Regions from separate parts of the Homo sapiens genome. Here region 1 is linked to region 2. A link is an interaction called in ENCODE POLR2A ChIA-PET data of the cell type or tissue named here. Cell type or tissue: OCI-LY7. All regions are shown on one strand. Links, peaks and the distances in the headings refer to the core of each region. The heading gives the core; the rest is flanking DNA. Region 1 overlaps HYPK (huntingtin interacting protein K). Region 2 overlaps EIF3J (eukaryotic translation initiation factor 3 subunit J).

The links. ChIA-PET counts read pairs that join two places held together with the same protein. Peaks named below come from ENCODE experiments on the same cell type or tissue, not always from the same donor. Only the 100,000 strongest peaks of a DNase experiment are listed, where the experiment ranks them.
Region 1: POLR2A ChIA-PET joins it to region 2 with 5 read pairs; 2 of 35 experiments call an interaction of 5 or more read pairs at or near these places.

The regions. Positions count from the first base shown.
Region 1 is chr15:43,801,371-43,812,153 of GRCh38, forward strand. HYPK (huntingtin interacting protein K) reads left to right here. Exons shown (of 4, transcript NM_016400.4): 3 at 148-199; 4 at 341-3,057. The coding sequence ends at 436. MFAP1 (microfibril associated protein 1) reads right to left here. Exons shown (of 9, transcript NM_005926.3): 7 at 8,385-8,544; 8 at 4,006-4,095; 9 at 3,122-3,906. The coding sequence ends at 3,724. SERF2-C15ORF63 (SERF2-C15orf63 readthrough) reads left to right here. Exons shown (of 6, transcript NR_037673.1): 5 at 148-199; 6 at 341-1,219. Among named protein-coding and RNA genes, the nearest start is that of HYPK, 6.2 kb to the left of the region's middle. RefSeq lists enhancers at 8,117-8,166, 8,227-8,286. In OCI-LY7, for the core only: a CTCF peak has its summit at 671; DNase peaks (open chromatin) are centred at 691, 7,331 and 7,761; H3K4me3 peaks cover 2,399 bases; H3K27ac peaks cover 3,827 bases.
Region 2 is chr15:44,551,886-44,563,044 of GRCh38, forward strand. EIF3J (eukaryotic translation initiation factor 3 subunit J) reads left to right here. Exons shown (of 8, transcript NM_003758.4): 5 at 2,668-2,782; 6 at 5,604-5,765; 7 at 8,364-8,437; 8 at 9,133-10,918. The coding sequence ends at 9,264. SPG11 (SPG11 vesicle trafficking associated, spatacsin) reads right to left here. Exons shown (of 40, transcript NM_025137.4): 40 at 10,811-11,159. Among named protein-coding and RNA genes, the nearest start is that of EIF3J, 20 kb to the left of the region's middle. In OCI-LY7, for the core only: no CTCF peak of the experiment used is centred there; no DNase peak of the experiment used is centred there.

The DNA.
Region 1 (10,783 bases), core at 32-8,031, 750 kb before region 2:
CAGGGGAAAGGAGTATTAGTGGGAGTTTTTATTTTCAATCAAGGGTTTATCAAGATTTATTTACAGGGCACTTCTGGGAATGACCCTTCCTGGGAGTTTATGGTGTTGGTTGAGAATGAGGACTAATATATTTAAATATTTTTGCAGGGAGAAAGAACTGGCAAAAGTCACTATCAAGAAGGAAGATCTGGAGCTAATAGTGAGTGGTAGTGCCTAACTAGTGTATGCGGAGGGGAGGCTATTCTGCTTAATTTGGGTTGTTTCCTGAAACAAGCGGAGTCAGTATATTTGGTGGCACATTAATGCCTGGGAACCTATGTAACATGATTTTTTTCTGCAGATGACTGAGATGGAGATATCTCGAGCAGCAGCAGAACGCAGTTTGCGGGAACACATGGGCAACGTGGTAGAGGCGCTTATTGCCCTAACCAACTGATGCGTGCTTTCTCAAATATACCTACTGGATTAATTTATGGCAATAAAATTTTTTTTTGTCTTTTTCAGTTTTATCATCTTGGGTCAAGTAGAGTGTATACTATATCCTATGTTGTGGAGAATTTATATGTTGGAGACTAACTGAATTTAAGTGACCCATTAAAATCTAGCACACCTGTATGAAAAATCAGTGTAGAAGAATACCTCATGTGCAGATGCTAGGTGGCAGGCCAGTCTCATTCATCTGACTAGCTCTCAACAGTATTCAAGGTACATCTGGAGTCTCAGCAGAGTTACTGTACTCAAATGGCATGTGTCTCCAAGACAGCTTATGAATATCTAAAAGGCCAGCTACCTGCCTAGGAGCCACTATATATATAGATAGATGTAGGTTATGAACCCAGTTCATAGGCCACCTTGAGTTAGAATTTTGGTACCTACAACATGCTTGATTTTGAGTGATTAAAAAAAAATAATTTGGCTGGGTGCTGTGGCTCACACCTCTAATCCCAGCACTTTGGGAGGTCGAGGCAGGTAGATCACGAGGTCAGGAATTCAAGACCAGCCTGGCCAACATGTGAAACCCCGTCTCCACTGAAAATAGAAAAATTAGCTGGGCATGGTGGTGGGCGCCTATAATCCCAGCTATTCTGGAGGCTGAGGCAGGAATCGCTTGAAATTGGAAAGCAGAGGTTGCAGTGAGCTGAGATCACACTACTGTACTACTGTACTCCAGCCTGGGGGAAAGAGTGAAACTCCATCTCAAAAAAAAAAAAAAAAAAAAAAGCCCGGGCACAGTGGCTCACACCTGTAATCCCAGCACTTTGGGAGGCTGAGGCAGTCGGATCATGAGGTCAGGAGTTGAAGACAAGCCTGGCCAACATGGTGAAACCCTGTCTCTACTAAAAATACAAAAAAAATAAAATTAGCCAGGCGTGGTGGTGCATGCCTGTAGTCCCAGCTACTCAGGAGGCTGAAGCAGAAGAATTGCTTGAACCAGGGAGGCGGAAGTTGCAGTGAGCTGAGATTGTGCCACTGTACTCCAGCCTGGGTGACAGAGCGAGACTGTCTCAAAAACAAAACAACAAAAAAGAATTTAGGGGCCAGGCATGGTGGCTCATGCCTGTAATCCCAACACCTTGGGAAGCTGAGGCAAGACGATCACTTGAGCCCAGCAGTTTGAGACCAGCTTGGGCAACACAGTGAGATTTCGTCTCTACCGCGCTCCCCCCACCACCAAAAAAAGAATTTAGGTACCTGAGGGTTAGAACATGGTAAGACTAGAAGATATCAAAGGTTGGGCCAGGTGTGGTGACTCATGCCTGTAACCCCAGCACTTTGGGGAGGCTGGGCTGGGAGGACTGTGTCAGGTCAGGATTTCCAGACCAGCCTGGGCAACATAGCATGACCTTGTCTCTACTAAAATTAAAAAAAAAAAAAGCCAGGCATGGTGGCATGTGCCTGTCTGTGGTCCCAGATACTCTGGAGGCTGAGATGGATTTGCTTGAGCCTGGGAGGTTGAGGCTGCAGTGAGCTGAGATTGTGCTACTGCACTCCAGCCTGGGCGACAGAGCAAGACTGTCTCAAAACGAAAAAAACCTATGAAAGGTTTTGATTGGTATTCAAATTCTAAGCCATAATACATTCTACATGCCATTTCCTATCCTAGAGAGAAGGTAATTTTACTTTAAAGGTTAATCAGGGCCGGGCGTGGTGGCGCATGCCTATAATCCCAGCACTCTGGGAGGCCGAGGCAGGTGGATCACCTGGGATCAGGAGTTTGAGACGAGCCTGGCCAAAATGGTGAAACCCCATCTCTACTAAAAGTACAAAAAAAAATTAGCTGGGTGTGGTGGTGGACGCCTGTAATTCCAGCTACTAGGGAGGCTGAGGCAGGAGAATCTCTTGAACCCAGGAGGTTGCAGTGAGCAGAGATCGCGCCACTGCACTCCAGACTGGGCAACAAGAGTGAAACTCCATCTCAAAAAAAAAAAAAAAAAAAATCAGCTTGGACCAACTCACACATGTTGAACTAGTTTCCTCAACTATAAAACTGTGACGGCCCCAGCTAGGCACAGTGGCTCAACGCCTGTAATCTCAGCACTTTGGGAGGCTGAGGCGGGCGGATCGCGAAGTGAAGATCAAGACCATCCTGGCTAACATGGTGAAACCCCGTCTCTACTAAAAATACAAAAATTAGCCAGGCATGGTGGCAGGCGCCTGTAGTCCCAGCTACTCGGGAGGCTGAGGCACTCTAGCCTGGGCAACAGAGCCGTCTCTTTAAAACAAACAAACAAACAAAAAAAAAACCCTGCAACGGCCCCTGAGTCTGCTGTAAGGACACTCAAATGGCAATTACAGACATTTCTCCAAGAGTTTCAAGGCCTTACCCTCATTCTGACTCTAGGATAATTCTTAGATTGTATCCCACACAACAGTGACTTGTACCTGTGTTCATCTTTATGTATTTACCACCTCATAGTAATTATTTGCATTCATTTTTATCGTACGACACTAAACTATTTGATTCTTCCAGTGGGACATTTAAAGGATGTGAGAAGACCTTGGTCTTCTCAAAAACATCTGTATTTGGTCATGGAATAAATCCAGATGCTACCTAAAGCCAAGCTAGTACCTGAGCTTGTTTCTGAGATCAAAGGGAATTATCAAAATGTGAAACACCTTCTGCCTGACAATTGTTATCTTTTACTTTAATAGGCAATTAATACTTGTCAGCTTGGACATTTTATTTCCAGTATCATGCTAAAAATCTCCTTGTTGTGTGATTCTTTTATTTCTTGACATGCACACATATATGGATCAAAAAGTATGTACAACTAGAAAAACGGACTCCAAGCAAAAATGGAAAACATGTTTCCATGAGCTTAGATTTCCGGGTATATTACTCCTAAACCTAAGGTAGAAGTAATGCATTGTTCACTTACATGTCCACTTTTCTAACCCAAGCTAAGGGCTGGAAAAAGAAAGTCAGAACAGTCCCAAGTAAATATGGGAAACCATAGCAGTGATAAAACCTAAGATTTCTCAGAAATAGTTTTAAGTGGGAAGCCTCTAATCCTACCTGGACAGTGCTTTCCTGTGGGTTTCTCAGCATGAGTCCAAACCTCACAAAGCACCTTCAAAGTCTGGGCTACCCAGTATCACAAGTATAGCAGTAAGTCCAATATCTGGATACAGGGGCCAAGGAAACAATGAAAAAACCAAATCAAGGACCAGATGCTGAGACTCCCCTTGTGTTCCACAGTTGGAAGAATAAGCAGTTGGACCCTAGGTAGTTTTCCGCTTCTTGGCAGATGGCCGCTCAAATACATCTCGTACCCCAGCTGCCTTTTGTTTGAAGAACTTTGTGTTCTGGGCACTCTCTTGGCCCCAAGCTGAGTCAAAGGAGGTGGTATCTTGATCCACAAGGTGAGTGTATTTGGTGCGACCTGAGCGTCCAAAGTTCTTGACCTGAGGGAAGGATGGATGATGAGTTATACCACCAAACAAACCATGCCTCAGCTATCAATACATCACTTTTCTCTGTCATGTTATTAAGGTTCCCCATACCTGCATGACTTTAGGAAGAATGGTTTTATTGAAATGATCCTCCAGGGTAGGAGCGCTGAAATCTCTCTTGTATACTTCTTCATCCTCATCCTGTATAAAAAAAATCTTATCAATCTTGTGGCTTTATTTCCTATATATTCAAACCACAAATTTATTAAACTCTACAATAAGGGATACAGAGAAAGCAGAGGGTATTGAGCCTTTCTTCAAGAGCTTACATCTAGTTGAAGAGATGACATTCTTTTTTTTTTTTCTGAGACGGACTCTCGCTCTGTTGCCCAGGCTGGAGTGCACTGCCGCGATCTTGGCTCACTGCAACCTCCGTCTCCCAGGTTCAAGCAGTTCTCCTGCCTCAGCCTCCCGAGTAGCTGAGGCTACAGGTGCATGCCACCACACTCGGCTAATTTTTTGTATTTTTAATAGAGACGGAGTTTCACCGTGTTAGCCCAGATGGTCTCGATATCCCGACCTTGCGATCTGCCCACCTTGGCCTCCCAAAGTGCTGGGATTACAGGTGTGAACCACTGCGCCCGGCCGAGATGATATTCTTTTTCCTTTGTTGTATTTCTCCTTTTTTTTTTTTTTTTTCCCTGAGACAGCGTCTCATTCTGATGTCCTGATGTCCAGGCTGGAGTGCAGTGGGGTCACTACTGCTCACTGAAGCCTTGACCTCCCAGGATCAAACGATGCTCTCACCTCAGCCTCCTGAGTGGCTGGGACTACAGGTGCATGCAACTATGCCTAATTTTCTCCTTGAGTGTAGACGTGTCTTGAAGGTTGGCTTATTCTCTGCACTCAATGTGTTTGTTTACTCATGTGACTTCAACTCTGCATAGGCCTCTCAAATCTGCAATCCTGGATTTTTTACTGGCTTTCATATATCATAAGTTGGATATTTTATTGGGACTTGAAATGCACGTCTAAAGTGAAAACCATTTATTAATACCTAACCTTTCCATATCAACCTCTTCTCTTTAACTTTTCTGTTAGTAGGACCAGCGTACTCTTCGATTACCTAGATTCAAAACTGAGTAACCTCTGTGTGCATTCAATCAGTTGCCACATCTTACAAACTCTTACCACCTGGGTTATTAGTTTTCCTCTACTATCAGTCTCACATACTGTCATGGCACTGATGTTTCTAGACTGTAACTCATTATAATCTTTGCCTTGCTCAAAAACTTCAATGGTTGTCTATTAAATGAATACAACACCTAGGCTGGGCGCAGTGGCTCACGCCCGTAATCCCAGCACTTTGGGAGGCCAAGGCGGGCGGATCACGAGGTCACGAGTTCAAGACCCACCTGACCAACATGGTGAAACTCTGTCTCTACTAAAAATACAAAAAACACTAGGCCTGGTGGCGCGCACCTGTAATCTCAGCTACACAGGAGGCCAAGGCAGGAGAATCACTTGAACTCAGGAGGTGGAGGTTGCAGTGAGCTGAGATCGCACCACTGCACTCCAGCCTGGGTGACAGAGCGAGATTCCATCTCAAAAATAAATAAATAAATAAATAAATGAATACAACTCCTCTGTGTAGTAATCAAGGCCAAATATTATACAGCCTTAATCCACCTTTTCAGTTCTCTTTGCCGCTTCCCTTCACAGCTGATGCTTTCTGCCTCCACTCCTGCTGGTCTCCACCTGGAATGTCTTCCCAGCACCGAATGTCAAAAAGTCTATACATCTTGGCCGGGCATAGTAGCTCACGCCTGTAATCCCAGCACTTTGGGATACTGAGGTGGGCACATCGCCTAAGGTCAGGAGTTCAAGACCAGCCTGGCCAACATGGAGAAACCCCGTCTCTACTAAAAATACAAAAACTAGTTGGGCGTGGTGGTACACGCCTGTATTCCCAGCTACTTGGGGGACTGGGGCAGGAGAATTGCTTGAACCCGGGAGGCGGAGGTTGCAGTGAGCCAAGATCGCACCACTGCACTCAAGCCTAGGTGACAAAAAAAAAAATTATATATTTAATTTTTTTTTTTTTGATACAGTCTCACTCTGTCGCCCAGGCTAGAGTGCAGTGGCGTGATCTCGGCTCACTGCAAGTTCCGCCTCCCAGGTTCACGCCATTCTCCTGCCTCAGCCTCCCAAGTAGCTGTGACTACAGGCGCCCGCCACCACGCCTAGCTAATTTTTTGTATTTTTAGTAGAGATGGGTTTTCACCATGTTAGCCAGGATGGTCTCAATCTCCTGACCTCATGATCCGCCTGCCTTGGCCTCCCAAAGTGCTGGGATTACAGGCGTGAGCCACCGCGCCCGGCCCAAAATTATACATCTTAAATGCTTAAATGTTACAACCTTTACGTCAACCCTTTCAATCTTCTACCAAATATAACATCTCTCTCGTCAGAACCCCTACAGTACTTTACTTTTACTTATGTTATAGTGATTATGTATTCTCGCTAACAGTGCTAAACAGTGACCTTTGCATAGTATATGCACTAAAGCTTACTTACTCAATGAAATAAACAACATTAGTAAGGCTGGATGCAGTTGCTCTTGCCTGTAATCCCAGCACTTTGGGAGGCCAAGGTGGAAGGAGAGTTTGAGCCCAGGAGTTTGAGACCAGCCTGGGCTACATAGCAAAACCCATCTCTACAAAATAGAAATTAGGTGTGGTGGCACACACCTGTAGTCCCAATTACTCAGGAGGCTGAGGCAGGAGGACTGCTTGAGCCCAGGAGAATGAGGCAGCAGTGAGCCATGACTGCACCACTGCACTCTAGCCTGAGTGATAATATTACAATGCTGTGATACATATTTATAAACACATATGCTGAAGGAATTAAAAATAGCACTATCTTGTTTAAGAAAGACTTTTTAAAAACAATTTATTTTGAGACAAAGTCTTGGTCAGCCACCCAGGCTGCAGTGCAGTGGCACGATCACGGCTGACTGCAGCCTCAACCTCTCGGGCTGAAGCAATCCTTCCACCTCAGCCCCTTGATAGGTGACACTACAGGCACGGACCACCACGCCTAATTTTTGTATTTTTTGTAGAGATGGGGTTTTGCCATGTTGCCCGGGCTGAACTCCTGGGCTCAACTGATCTGCTGGCCTTGCCTCCCAAAATGTTAAGATTACAGGCATTAGCCAATGTACCTGGCCCACCAAAGGACTTTCACATACACTTTTCTTATGTATCTTAACTAGCAATGAACTGCTTCTCTAAGAAACTTGATTATTAAAGCTGCGAACTGCTTAAGCAAACAAACTTTATGACCGAAGCAGTACAAGAAGTAGTTCATAATCTCCACTGAATAGTAAGCTACATCTGCTGGAAAACTACCTAAGTAAACACTTCCTGCTAATCAGATAGACCTGAAACTGATTTTGGAGGGTGGCAGGGAAGCCGCCACTGAAGTTTTAACAGCATCTGCAGTGAAAGGCAGGAATTTAGTTGCAGTGGGGATATTTAGAATTTGCCACACGGCACTTGAAAAAGCTAGTCTAGTTTTTGGTGCAAACTGCTTTAACATTAGGAAATAAACCATACAGGGTTAACAGATTGCTATTTTGATCTTAGTCTTTATATGAAAAACAAAGATGACGGCATTCCATCTAATGGTTAGATAATAAACCATTTTTTTTGGTTAGTTACTCTTGGGTACTGTCAGTTCAGAATGAAGTGAACTAACTTTCTGCCACCCAAAAGTGAATTAATGTAAAGCTATTTGCAGAGTTTGGTTTTCACATAACCAAAACTTCTCATTCAGCTATGAAAGAATGACAACTATGTCATGTGGAGGACCTAATTAGTCCACTATCTGTACAGATCACTTCTCTATTTCATTTCCTCAATTTATCTAAGGCTGGGGATGATGGCTCATGCCTGTATTCCTAATACTTTGGGAGGCTGAGGTGGGAGGATTGCTTGAGGCCAGAAGGTCAACACCAGCCTGGGCAACATAGTGAAACCTGGTCTTTACGAAAAATTAAAAAAAAAATAACCAAAAAAAAAAAAAAAGCCAGGCATGGTTGTTGCATGCCTGTAGTCCCAGCTACTCTGGAGGCTGAAGCAGGTGTAAAGCGCAGGACGTCAAGGTTGCAGTGAACTATAATCGCACCACCGTACCCCAGCCTGGGTGACAGCGAGACTCTGTCTCTTAAAAAAAAAAAAAAAGTCTATTACATCATTTCCTATTTTTGAGAGTTGGGGCCAAAAGAGAGAACAGTTGATGCTACTTCTGTCATCCAATTGCTGATGCTTTTCTCTGAGTTTATATTGTTCAGAAGGAAAAAGCAAATGAGAAAGCTGACCACTGGCAAGTGGAAATTACATTCCAGAATATTCTTGAAGAGAAAAATAATTCAAAGTTTCTGAGTTATTCCTACTGCCCAATTTTCTGACTCTCTTTTCACTTCTTACCATGAAGAAGGCACCCCGGTGATAATACTTCTGTAAGAACTTGTATTTGCCCTTAACAGCTTTGTTGGTAATGACTTTGCCGTTTGCCCGAAGTTCAGCTCTCCTCTCTTCCTCAGTCAGGTTTCGCATGCGTTCAATTTCTGCTTTCTCCTTCTCAAGCCTGTCCAGGGAGCAAAACAATTTATTGGTACTGTTACAGCTTCAGAAAGACCAAATTATCTGAAAATAACAGTCCCATGTCATTTCAAGTATTAGTCACCTTCTTTAATTCTAGTCATTGCCTATTAGGAATCAAGATAAGGAGCTCAATAAACAAATGGGTGAGTTAGTCTTCATTATGTTTGCTAGACTAGGTATTGCCAACTTTCAAAAGTTGATTCTAGCCCTTCTGACGTTCAGACATACTATTACTGCTGGGTTTTCCAACATTACAAATTCTCTTTCCCTAAAAGGTCTTCTTAGCTTTAAAAAAAAAAAAAAATCAGTGAATTTAAAATAAGTGTCTGAGGCTTTGCTGGTATTCCTTTATGTAAGTGTATCATAATCATATAGGTGCTTGCATGTCATAAACCAAAGATTACCATCATTAATTAGATTGCAGTAACTTTTTTTTTTTTTTTTCTTTTTGGTGAGATGGAGTCTTGCTCTGTCGCCCAGGCTGGAGTGCAGTGGTGTGATCTTGGCTCACTGCAAGCTCCGCCTCCTGGGTTCATGCCATTCTCCTGCCTCAGCCTCCCGATTAGCTGGGACTACAGGTGCCCGCCACCATGCCCAGCTAATCTTTTTGAATTTTTAGTAGAGACGGGGTTTCACCGTGTTAGCCAGGATGGTCTCAATCTCCTGACCTCGTGATCCGCCCGCCTTGGCCTTCCAAAGTGTTGGGATTATAGGCGTGAGCCACTGCGCCCAGCCAGATTGCAGTAACTTTTTAGCCAGTGTTGGGGAGAGGGAGTGATATCCCTTGTCTCCAAATAAAATGCATACATACACACAATTTTGTGTACAATTTTATATTTTTTTGAGATGGAATCTTGCTCTGTTGCCCAGGCTGGAGTGCAGTGGCATGATCTTGGCTCACTGCAACCTCTGCCTCCCAGGTTCAAGCTATTCTCCTGCTTCAGCCTCCTGAGTAGCTGGGATTACAGGTGTGTGCCACCATGCCCGACTAATTTTTGTATTTTTAGTACAGACAGGGTTTCACCATGTTGGACAGGCGGGTGTCAAACTCCTGACCTTGTGAGCCGCCCACCTCGGCCTCCCAAATTGTTGGGATTACAGGCGTGAGCCACCACGCCCGGCCTTGTGTACAATTTTAAAGGGCACTTAGACTCCTACTCCTACAGGTCCAGGATAAAAATCTTAGAAACTACAGGCTGAGGGCCAGGCGTGGTGGCTCATGCCTGTAATCCCAGCACTTTGGGAGGCCGAGGTGGGTGGATCACCTGAAGTCAGGAGTTCAAGGCCAGCCTGGCCGACATGGTGAAAACCCACCTCTACTAAAAATACAAAAATTAGCTGGGCGTGGTGGCATATACCTGTAGTCCCAGCTACGCAGGAGGCTGAGGCAGGAGAACCGCTTGACTCCCAGGGGGTGGAGGTTGTAGTGAGCCAAGATTGCGCCACTGCACTCCAGCCTGGGCGACAGAGTGAGACTGTGTCTCAAAAAAAAAAAAAAAACCAAAAACAAAAAATTACAGGCTGAGTATGGAGTTATCTACTGTGTGTAGCTCATACTCAGGCAAGTTTTCTTTTTTTCTTTTTTTTTTTTTTCCAGATAGAGTCTCACTCTGTCACCTAGGCTGGAGTGCAGTGGCACGATCTCAGCTCACCGCAACCTCTGCCTGCCGGGTTCAAGCGATTCTCTTGCCTCCGCCTCCCGAGTAGCTGGGAATAACAGGCACACACCACCACACCCAGCTAATTTTTGTATTTTAGTAGAGATAGGTTTTCACCATGTTGGCCAAGCTGGTCTTGAACTCTCAGCCTGAAGTGATTCGCCTGCCTCAGCCACCCAAAGTGCTGGGATTATGGGTGTGAGCCATCACGCCCAGCCTAGAGTTATCTATTGATGGTTTCCTTTGTAATCTGGGATTACCCTCTCATACCTAGTAATTTACAGGAATGAGTGATGCAGCTCAGAAATGATTCTGCTGGGGCCGGGCATGATGGCTCATGCCATAATCCCAGCACTTTGGGAGGCCGAGTTGGGTGGACAACCTGAGATCATGAGTTCGAGACCAGCCTGACCAACATGGTGAAACCCTGTCTGTACTAAAAATACGAAAATTAGCCAGGCATGGTGGCGCATGCCTGTAATCCCAGCTACTTGGGAGGCTGAGGCAGGAAAATCACTTGAACCTGGCAGGCGGAGGCTGCAGTGAGCTGAGATTGTGACACTT
Region 2 (11,159 bases), core at 2,336-10,335:
GTGGCACAATCTCGGCTCAGTGCAACCTCTGCCTCCCGAATTCAAGCCATTCCCCTGCCTCAGCCTCCTGAGTAGCTGGGACTACAGGAGCCACGGCGAGCTAATTTTTTGTATTTTAGTAGAGATAGGGTTTCACCATGTTGGCCAGGATGGTCTCAATCTCCTGACCTCGTGATCCACCCGCCTCGGCCTCCCAAAGTCCTGGGATTACAGGTGTGAGCCACCGCGTCTGGCCAGGATTAGTTTTTATTTGCAGTGTATATATTGAACATAATATAAAAATTGTTCATTTCTGTGCCATGTGCTATATAAATGTATTTGTTTTTGATTTTTTGGCACAGGATCAGAAATATATGCTTGTTTTTTTTTGTTTTTGTTTTTAGACAGAGTCTCACTCCGTTACCTAGGCTGGAGTGCAGTGGTGTGATTTTGGCTCACTGCAGCCTCCACTTCCCAGGTTCAAGCAATTGTCATGCCTCAGCATCCCAGGTTGGAATTACAGGCACACGCAACCATGCCTGGCTAATCTTTGTATTTTTAGTAGAGATGGGGTTTCGCCATGTTGGCCGGGCTGGTCTCAAACTCCTGACCTCAAGTGATCTGCCTGCTTCGACCTCCCAAAGTGCTGGGATTACAAGCATGAGCCACCACGTCCAGCCTATTTTCTATTTCTTTTCTTTTCTTTTTTTTTTTTTAGAGATGGAGTTTCACTCTAGTCGCCCAGGCGGGAGTGCAATGGCGTGATCTTGGCTCACTGCAACCTTCTCCCGGGTTCAAGTGATTCTCCTGCCTCAGTCTTCGAGTAGCTGGGACTGCAGGCATGTGCTACCATGCCCAGCTAATTTTGTATTATCAGTAGAGATGGCATTTCACCGTGTTGGCCAGGTTGGTCTCAAACTCCTGACCTCAGGTGATCCACCCGCCTTGGCCTCCCAGAGTGCTAGGATTATAGGCGTGAACCACTGTGCCTGGCCTATTTTCTATTTCAGAACACATTTACATGGTTCAAAAATTAAAACAGCCTGCGTGGTGGCTCATGCCTGTAATTGCAACGCTTTGGGAGGCTGAGGTGGGAGTATTGCTTGAGTCCATGGATTTGAGACCAGCCTGGACAACATAGGGAGACCCCGTCTCTACAAAAAATAGAAAAATAAGCTGGGCGTGGTGGTACATGCCTGTAGTATCAGCTGCTTGGGAGGCTAAGGTAGGAGAATCACTTGAGCCCAGGAAGTTGAGGCTGCAGTGAGCCATGACTGCGCCACTACACTCCAGCCTAGGTGACAGAGCAAGATCCTGCCTCAAAACAAAAAAAAAAAGAAGAAAACGGCCAGGCGTGGTGGCTCACGCCTGTAATCCTGGCACTTTGGGAGGCCGAGGCAGGCAGATCACAAGGTCAGGAGATCGAGACCATCCTGGCTAACACGGTGAAACCCCGTCTCTACTAAAAAATAGAAAAATTAGACGGGCGTGGTGGCGGGCGCCTGTAGTCCCAGCTACCTGGGAGGCTGAGGCAGGAGAATGGTGTGAACTCAGGAGGCGGAGCTTGCAGTGAGCGGAGATCGCACCACTGCACTCCAGCCCGGGCGACAGAGCGAGACTCCATCTCAAAAAAAAAAAAGAAAAAATAATTATATTCCAGTATAAAGAGAAGATAGATATACACTAAGCTGTCAACTGTCATGTCAGAGAAGTGGGTTTGGGAAACAAATGACATCTACTATTATATCTTTAAAATTTGTTATAGTGGTAATTTTATAATTATACAATATGATGAAAAGGGGAAATGTTTTGAACCATTCTGTTGGACATTTAGGTTGTCTGTAAATTTATTTGAAATTATGAATAATACTCTAATGTACATTCTTGGGCTTACATATTTGTGTGCATCTTATTTCTTAAGGTAAATACCTGGAAGTAGAATACTTGATTAAAGCATGTAAAAATATTATTTAAGACTTGATCCATATTACCAAGTTGCCCTAGAAAGGGTTTTCCAATATAGTTTTAGTAGCAGTGTATGAAAGTAATATTTTTACCTTGTCCACAGTCTCAATTCCTTTTTTTAAAAAAGGTTATAGAAGTAACCCCAGTCTTCCTGGGTACAAATCTGTCACGTTACCAGCTGTTACCTTCTATTTAGTTGTGGGCAGGTTGTTTCTTTGTGCCTCCATTGCTTATCTTTAAAATTGGGTTAAGGATACCTAAAGTGGACTGGGCGCAGTGGCTCACACCTGTAATCCCAACACTTTGGGAGGCTGAGATGGGCGGATCACTTGAGGCCAGGAGTTCAAGACCGGCCTGGCCAACATGGTGAAACCCCATCACTGCTAAAACTACAAAAATTAGCTGGATGTGGTGGTGCACGCCTGTAATCCCAGCTACTCGGGAGGCTGAGGTATGAGAATCACTTGAACCCAGGAGGCAGAGGTTACAATGAGCGAAGATCATGCCACTGTGCTCCAGCCTTGGTGGCAGAGTGAGGCTCTGTCTAAAAAAAAAAAAAAAAAAAAAAAAACTAAAGTGTTTAGAAGAATGCCTGAAACAGTAATTACCAGTGTTCACTTTTATTTGTTATTATATACGCTTATTTAAGAATTCGTACAATACAGAAAGGTACTGAGTGCATCATAATCCCTGTGCTTTTTAAAAACTTTTGTCTCATTTTAGTTAGAAGAACCCGAAGAACCTAAAGTGCTAACACCAGAAGAACAATTAGCAGATAAACTGCGGCTAAAGAAATTACAGGAAGAGTCAGACCTCGAATTAGCAAAGGAAACTTTTGGTAAGACGGGATTATGATTGCAATACAGTATTAAACTGTTACAGGTGAAGACCCAGAAAGTTCAGAAAACATCTCCTTTTCTTAAAAGAAACATACTGGCTAATGTAGATATTAGAAAGCAGTTTTTAATCTCTGTGTATATTTGAGATTTCATTACATGTTCAGATTTTTGAATAATTGTTTTGAGTAAAAGATTATTAAGATAAGTCATTTATAGCAATGCAAGAAGGGCAAAAAGGAGTAGACTCAGATGAAGTACACTACTGCATAGAATATTTTTATCAGCTGGATGAAATTTGCATGAAATGTGAGGTCTGTAGCTTTGAAATGGACTGTAGGGCTGTCCTGTTGTCTTAAGACTTAGACAGTAGGATGTTGCTCCAGGTGAGAGGCATGCAGCTTTTGCTGTGCCTTCTTGTGCTCAGTGTCATTTCCTTCTGCAACCCTTCTTTGCCCTTACCATGCCCTATCTTTAGAGGGCCTCCATTTCTTTGTGCGGTGTCTGCAGCTGTGGTTAGTGCGTGAGATAAAAGTGCAGGATCCTATAAATAGATAAATTCAGAGTGTTCCAGAGTAAGAGACATGGCTAGAGAAATAGTCAAAGCCCTCGCTTCATTTAACCAAGTTATCGTTACCTGTTGAGTACTTTTCAGAGTAGAAGATCATGTTGAAACAGTTAAATCACTGAAATTTATAACCAAGAAGGAAAGCTCTAGTTATTCTGATACCCCTCCCCCACTTTCATACTTTCTCTACTCTGAAACAGATCAACAGGCTGACTGTAGTGATTGTTTTCCTTTTCATGAGGAAGTATGACCTTATCTGTCAGTGGATCTGTACAAATACCAGGAGTTGATGTGAATGCTCCTGTGCACCATTGTATGCTTGGCAGGTCTTAACTGCACTCATCTAATTATAGAGAGCTCTTGGCTGTTAATATGTGTCTTCCTAGGATGGTAAAAGCTGCCCATGTGTTTATTAAAGAGGCAGGTTTATGAAGTGTGCATAAAGCCTAGCATGGGACACCTGTTATAGACTAAAAGGTAAAAACATGCATTCATATAGTCATTGTTAATAGGATTTTACTGTTGTGTTTCTCATACTAAAATACCACATGTAATATTGTTAATAACTAATCTACTTGACATGGAGGATACAGAAGCATACTTATCTTAGTGTAAAACTCATCTAGGCCAGATTTTTTTTTTTCTAACAGGGTCTGGCTCTGTCATCCAGGCTAGAGGACAGTGGCTGAGATCGGCTCACTGCAACCTCTGCCTCTGGGCTCAAGCCATCCTCCCACCTTAGCCTCCCAAGTAGCTGGGACTACAGGCGCATGCCACCACGCCTGGGTAATTTTTGTTTTTTGGGGCTTTTTTTGTAGATACAAGGTTTCACCATGCTGCCCAGGCTGTTGTTGAAGTCCTGAGCTCAAGTGATCTGCCGCCTTGGCCTCCTAAAGTGCTGGGATTACAGGCATGAGCCACCATGCACAGCCTAGGCCAGATTTCTTCTATTGGGATTTAACATGTTTACCCCCGCTTAGCTTCTGGAGTTAGACAAATACTTTCACAGGATCCATCTTTGTTTCTTATTCTTTTTGTTCCCTCTCTCCCCACTTTACTGTGGGGGTGTTCTTGGACAAGAACAGAGTATCCCTTTTGTAATGTAATATGTTGTGTTTTGTTTTTAGAGAAAGGTTCTTGCTCAGTCATCCAGTCTGGAATGCAGTGGCATGACCATAGCTCACTGCAGCCTCAAACTCCTGGGCTCAAGCAATCCTCCCACCTCAGCCTCCCGGGTAGCGAGGGCTACAGGTGAATATCACCACACCTGGCTAATTTTATTTATTTTTTTGAGACAGAGTCTCACTCTGTCACCCAGGCTGGAGTGCAGTGGTGCAGTCTCGGCTCATTGTAACCTCCGCCTCCTGGGTTGAAGTGATTCTCGTGCCTCAGCCTCCCAAGTAGCTGGGATTACAGATACATGCCACCACCATGCCTGGCTAATTTTTGTATTTTTGGTAGAGACAGGGTTTCACCATGTTGGCCAGGCTTGTCTCTCGGACTCCTGACCTCAGGTGATCGGCCTGCCTAGGCCTCCCAAAGTGTTGGGATTACGGGTGTTAGCCACTGCGTCTGGCCACACCTGGCTAATTAAAAAAATTTTTTTTGTAGAGATGAGGTCTTGCTGTGTTGCCCAGGCTGGTCTCAAACTCCTGGCCTCAAGCGATCCTTCCTCTTAGGCCTCCCAAACAAAACACTGGGATTACAGGTGTGAGCCACTGTGTCTGGCCTTGATATATTGTTTTTAAATGAATAAAATACTTATTTATAAAGAAAACCTGTTATATATAAATAGATGTCAAAATACTAAAATGACAAATTTGTGATACAGAATTATATGCTTCCTTATCGATGCATTAAATCAGGTGTAGTGGCACGTCAAATAATGTCATTTGAGAGTAATTATGACTGAACAATATTAATATTGTAAGATATCTGTAATGGCAGGAGAGTGTGATCTCTCCTGGTAAGTCAAGTTTTGCTAATACCACTGTGATTTGTTGCCAGTCAATTGAAACTGAAGGAAATGCTGAATTAGAGGTTAATAAAGATGTAACTTTTTTTCTGATTTAAGTTTGTAACCCCCCTCCCCCCTCACCCAGCCATTCTATCCAGTGACTCCAGTGGCTCCAGGTTCAGAGCCCCTGCTTTAGAATGAAACGACAGGGTTATTCAGATAGCTATTGGCTTTGTAAGGTTTCATTTTTAAAAATCCTAACCTCCTGATACTTTTCAGTGCTTCTTTTCTCCTACAGGTGTTAATAATGCAGTTTATGGAATAGATGCTATGAACCCATCTTCAAGAGATGACTTTACAGAGTTTGGAAAGTTACTAAAAGATAAAATTACACAATATGAAAAGTCACTATATTATGCCAGTTTTTTGGAAGTCTTAGTTCGAGATGTGTGTATTTCATGTAAGTAATTCTAATTTCTAGCCCCTCTGGGTAGATTTTTAGTAGGATGTTCTCTTCAGGAGGTTGAAGGTTATTTTTTATTTTCAAGGATACTATAATACAGACTCATGATTTGCTGTTTTTAGCAATTACCTTGTGAATGTTGTTCTGCAGATACAGTGAATTTGAGTGCTGGATCTTTTTGTTTGTTTGTAGGGGTAAGAGGACTTCTTGTTTTACAATGGCTTCCCTAAGAGATACCTGGGCTTGTCAGCAAAGCAGCTAATAAAACACTGGCCTATTCTTTTTATCTGATTATCACTTGAGAGGGGCTGGGAAGTATCTTTTGAGGGAAAAGGTCTCTGGCACTGTAGGATTTGGGTTGGGTGAGACTTCAGCCACTGTCTTTTACAAATCAGAATTAGACAGGGTGCAAGTTGAGTGACAGGGCTGGCACCTATTCTCTGGGTCCGTGGTTGTGGTGCCACACCTTGATAGGAGTCATACATTTCAGGGCAGGGTGAATGGGAGTGACAGCCATGGGTGGTGAAGCAGGAATGTATGGAAGGGACTGGTTTTGCTAGTATTTGCAGTTTTTTTGTTGTTGTTGTTTTTGTGATGGAGTCTTGCATTGCAGAGGCACGATCTCAGCTCACTGCAACTTCTGCCTCCTGGGTTAAAGCAATTCTCCTGGTCTGGCGCAGTGGCTCATGCCTGTAATCCCAGCACTTTGGGAGGCCAAAACAGGCGGATCACGAGGTCAGGAGATTGTAGACCATCCTGGCTAACAAGGTGAAGCTGAGGCAGGAGAATGGCATGAACCTGGGAGGCAAAGCTTGCAGTGAGCTGAGATCGTGCCACCGCACTCCAGCCTGGGTGACCAAGTGAGACTCCGTCTCAAAAAAAAAAAAGCAATTCTCCTGCTCAGACTCCTGAGTAGCTGGGATTACAGGCGCCTGCCACCACGCCCGGCTAATTTTTTGTATTTTTAGTAGAGACGGGGTTTCACCATGTTGGCCAGGCTGCTCTGGAACTCCTGATCTCAGGTGATCTCCCTGCCTTGGCCTCCCAAAGTACTGGGATTATAGGTGTGAGCCACCACGCCCAGCCTATTTGCAGTTTTTAAGATGGAGAAAAAGGAATCCTACACAATGAATTGGGTTTTCTTTGATAAATTATCACTAAGCTGAGGGTTCTACATTTGATTGGTAATGTGCCCAGAGTTGATATTTTATTCTGCATGTACTAATTTTTTTCTGGTTTTTGGAGGTGTTCTCTAACCAAAACTGAACACTTTCTGGTAGCTAAAAACTGGTGTCTCTTTCCAGCTTCATATTTTTATAAGGCTGATAATGCTGTCCACTGAACAGGACTATTTCTTGGTAGGACATAGAGATGGTCACTGTTCTCATTGTAGTTCCCGTGCAAGAAAATGGAGACATCATGGGATAGGGTGTTGTCATTGTAGGTTTAAGAATTGTCATTCTGGCCGGGCGTGGTGGCTCATGCCTGTAATCCCAGCACTTTGGGAGGCTGAGGCTGGTAGATCACCTGAGGTCAGGAGTTTGAGACTAACCTTGCCAACATGGTAAAACCTCATCTCTATTAAAAAAAAAAAAAAAAAACACAAAAATCAGCTGGGCATGGTGGCACGCACCTGTAATCCCAGCTACTCGGGAGGCTGAGGCAGGACAATCACTTGAATCTGGGAGGTGGAGGCTGTGGTGAGCCGAGATCACGCCACTGTACCCCAGCCTGGTGACAAAGCGAGACTCTGTCTCAAAAAAAAAAATAAAATAGGCCGGGTGCGGTGGCTCACACCTGTAACCCCAGCACTTTGGGAGGCCGAGGCAGGCGGATCACGTCAGGAGATCAAGAGCATCCTGGCTAACACAGTGAAACCCCGTCTCTACTAAAAATACAAAAAATTAGCTGGGCATGGTGGCGGGCGCCTGTAGTCCCAGCTACTCGGGAGGCTGAGGCAGGAAAATGGTGTGAACCCGGGAGGCGCAGGTTGCAGTGAGCCGAGATCGCGTCACTGCACTCCAACCTGGGTGACAGAGTGAGACTCCATCTCAAAAAAAAAAAAAAATAATAGTAATTGTCATTTCATGTTTATTTGTCTGTTCTCCCTGATTACTGGGGGTGTGTTAATGGAAGGGCATGTTATCCTCCCCCATTTGTTTAGACTGAGGAAGGATAGTAGGGAGCATTGTGAGCTATAAAGACAGTTTCTCTTTGGTTGAGCAATGGTGTGTTGGTGATTACAGGTCGTCATTATAAATAAAATGAATTTTGTTTTCAAGAGACAGGGTCTAGCTGTGTTGCCCAAGCTGGTCTCGAATTCCTGGGCTTAAGTGATCCACCCACCTAGGCCTCCCAAAATGCTGGGATTACAGGCATGTGCCACTGTGCCCGGCCACCTTACGTTTAAAGAGGAGAAATTCATGGTCCTTTCAAAGTTACTGAAGTTTAACAATGAACAAATTGGATTTCTCATAACACTTTTGGAATGTACATTTTGGGATATATAGATATATATGGAATGTACATATTTAGCTTTAACTTTTCAAAATGCTTAAAAATTCAAGTTTAATGGTATGCCCTTTTTTTTTTAAGTGGAAATTGATGACTTGAAAAAAATTACCAATTCACTGACTGTGCTTTGCAGTGAAAAACAGAAGCAAGAAAAGGTAAGAGCAAGCTGTGTAGGGAAATGGGTATTAAATTAGAGTGGGGTTATAGGTCTAACAGTCAACAAATATAATAGGAGCCTGTCCTAATTAAAAGTCAAGCAACTCACTAATACCATTTAAGTTAGACTAGAAGAGGAGTATGGGTGCTATTACTGTCCTTTTGTTTCCAGACATGTTCCCCTTTTCTGAGTTAATAGAAATTGCTGAAATCACAGACTGGGTTCAAATACTAGCACTGCTACTTAATAGGTATAGGTAAATCAGCTTTTCTAAGCTTCAGTCTTCTCCCTTCTAAAATAGGAACAATAATACTCACTTTGCAGAGTATTTATAAGAGTAAAGTAAGAGAAGTATGTCAAGTAAAGGTTAGAGCTTTGTGATTTTAAATTGGGGGGTACTTATCCACACTTTTCTAAATTTGCTTCAGTGAAGTTAAGGCTGTCTACCAATAACTTATAACCCCTGCTGGTGGGCTAGGTATCCAGAGCAGGACCAAGGACCCAGATCAAGTTTTGGAGAGACTGACTCTGGGAGACCTGTTCAGGTCCAAAACATGTAGGCTCGGATGTCCCTTACAGAACTAGTGTTTCTGGGACCAAAGGTTTTTGTGTGTTTGTTTATGAGGGTTGCTGTACCAGATAAGATGCCCATAGCACACTAAGGTTCATGAATTAACTCTCTTTCATCTTTAGCAAAGCAAAGCCAAAAAGAAGAAGAAAGGTGTGGTTCCTGGAGGGGGATTAAAAGCCACCATGAAAGATGATCTGGCAGATTATGGTGGTTATGATGGAGGATATGTACAAGACTATGAAGACTTCATGTGACATTTTATCTTTTCTTGGTGTCATCTTTATGTTGCCCACAATCCCTTGAACATGTAGCACAACTTCCTTTCCTTTCAGTTCTGCCAAATGCTACAATCAGAAGTGCAGTATCTTTTGTGCTGGTTATTTAACCCCTTGACACTTAGGTGCTAATGTGCAAATGAGGGAACTTGGATCTTGCTGCCAAGGGGTTAAAATTGGGAACCTAAGTTGCTACTAAATCATAGTTCAAAACCTAATAATGTTGTCGTTGTTGCTATCTGATTTCATAGCAGCAGTCACTAAATTGGAAACAAAAGGTTGCAACGTGACAAAAAAAATTGTGTAGTATTTACCAGCACCATTCAGTAATACAGCCTTAACCATACCTCCTTGAACTACTTCATAACTTGTCAAGAAAAGCAGTTTGCAGCAAGGGCATGTGGTGTGCACCTAGTATTAAAATTGCTTTGTCTTAAAATTGAACATGAGGATATTAAAAATACATTGTGAAGAAGACTGCTTATCTCAGAGTGAAGATACTGCGGCTGAAAAGCACTAGTTTGATATAAAATTAAAATGACCAAAACCCTCCAACTTTGAAGCTAAAGAAGGTAAACCTTTCCATTATTGCATTACATGTTGTGGAATCTCTCGAGTGCAAAGACTGTCTAGTTATTTATCAGGCTATTTCTACTGATGAACTGCTTCAGGTGGGGGAGGGAAACTTATTTTTATTTGCCTGATTTAAGTGTCTGAGAAACAAATCTTTGTTCTCTTAGGCTGCAATGGAACAACTTTACCAGGGTTTTGGCATTTCCTTTCCTTTCCTTTATAAAACATGCTCAGCAAACTGCACCAGTTAACTACAGTTTGGTAAATTGTTATGTTAACAATTATGACATCTGCAATGTTTTATAAAGCAACTAATTTAATAAAATCACTGTTGTGAGGACTTAAATTTTGTGTTACCTCCCAAGAGATACTTTTTGAGAGTATAGAACACAGCTCTTGGGAGTACAGTTCTCTACGTTCTCTACTAAATCTTAATAAATGCTTGACATAGTTACAGCTTTAAAACATGAGTGATTTGCCAGGTCCTTATGTTGTCACCATAGAGCAACAAAGGTATAGGGCTGCCTTCCTCTTATTTATTTGGGGACATTATTTTGTTATTTAGATACCAAGGCCTAATTAATTAAGTACCTATAAGAACTATTTATTTGGAGTAACTGAGCCTGTAACTCAGGTTTATGGCTGTTAAGTATAGATTGGGGAATCTTTATTATGTCTTCTCCTAAGCAGTTTAACCAAATGTGTGGTTAGTGTTTTTTTATTCCCCTAAGACAGAAAGAACAAAAAATGTTTTAAATTTCTCTTATATAGGAAATAATAGGAACGTCAAAGCTCTGTATACCTACTAAGTGGAAAACAAGACCATCATCTAAGTGATTTGAGAAATTAACAAAAGTAGTGACTACACAGCAATAATTACAGTAAATTAAATAAAGATTCCTTTAAGGCAGACAAGGGCTAAGATTTCCTTAGCAGTAATAATGACATACACTGAATTGAAAATCTATTTTATTACAGAAAGATCAGTTTCTAACAAATGAAAATGTATCACCTGTTCCTTAACTGTGTAAATAATAATTAAATTTCTTTGAAACTGGAATCTGCAGGTACAGGTATTCTTTAATCATTATTGGATCATCTAAAGTAGAAGCTGTCCTGAGGAAGAGGAAGCTTTTGATCTTAATACTAGTATCTATATAAAATGGTGTGGATGAACAATCATCTAAAATCAATCTATTTTAAATAGGAATTTCCTCCTGAAAAGTTTCTTACTTGCTACCTACTACCCACAAAGGACTGATATGGTACAGTACCGGGATTGTTCAACTTTAGCAAAGATC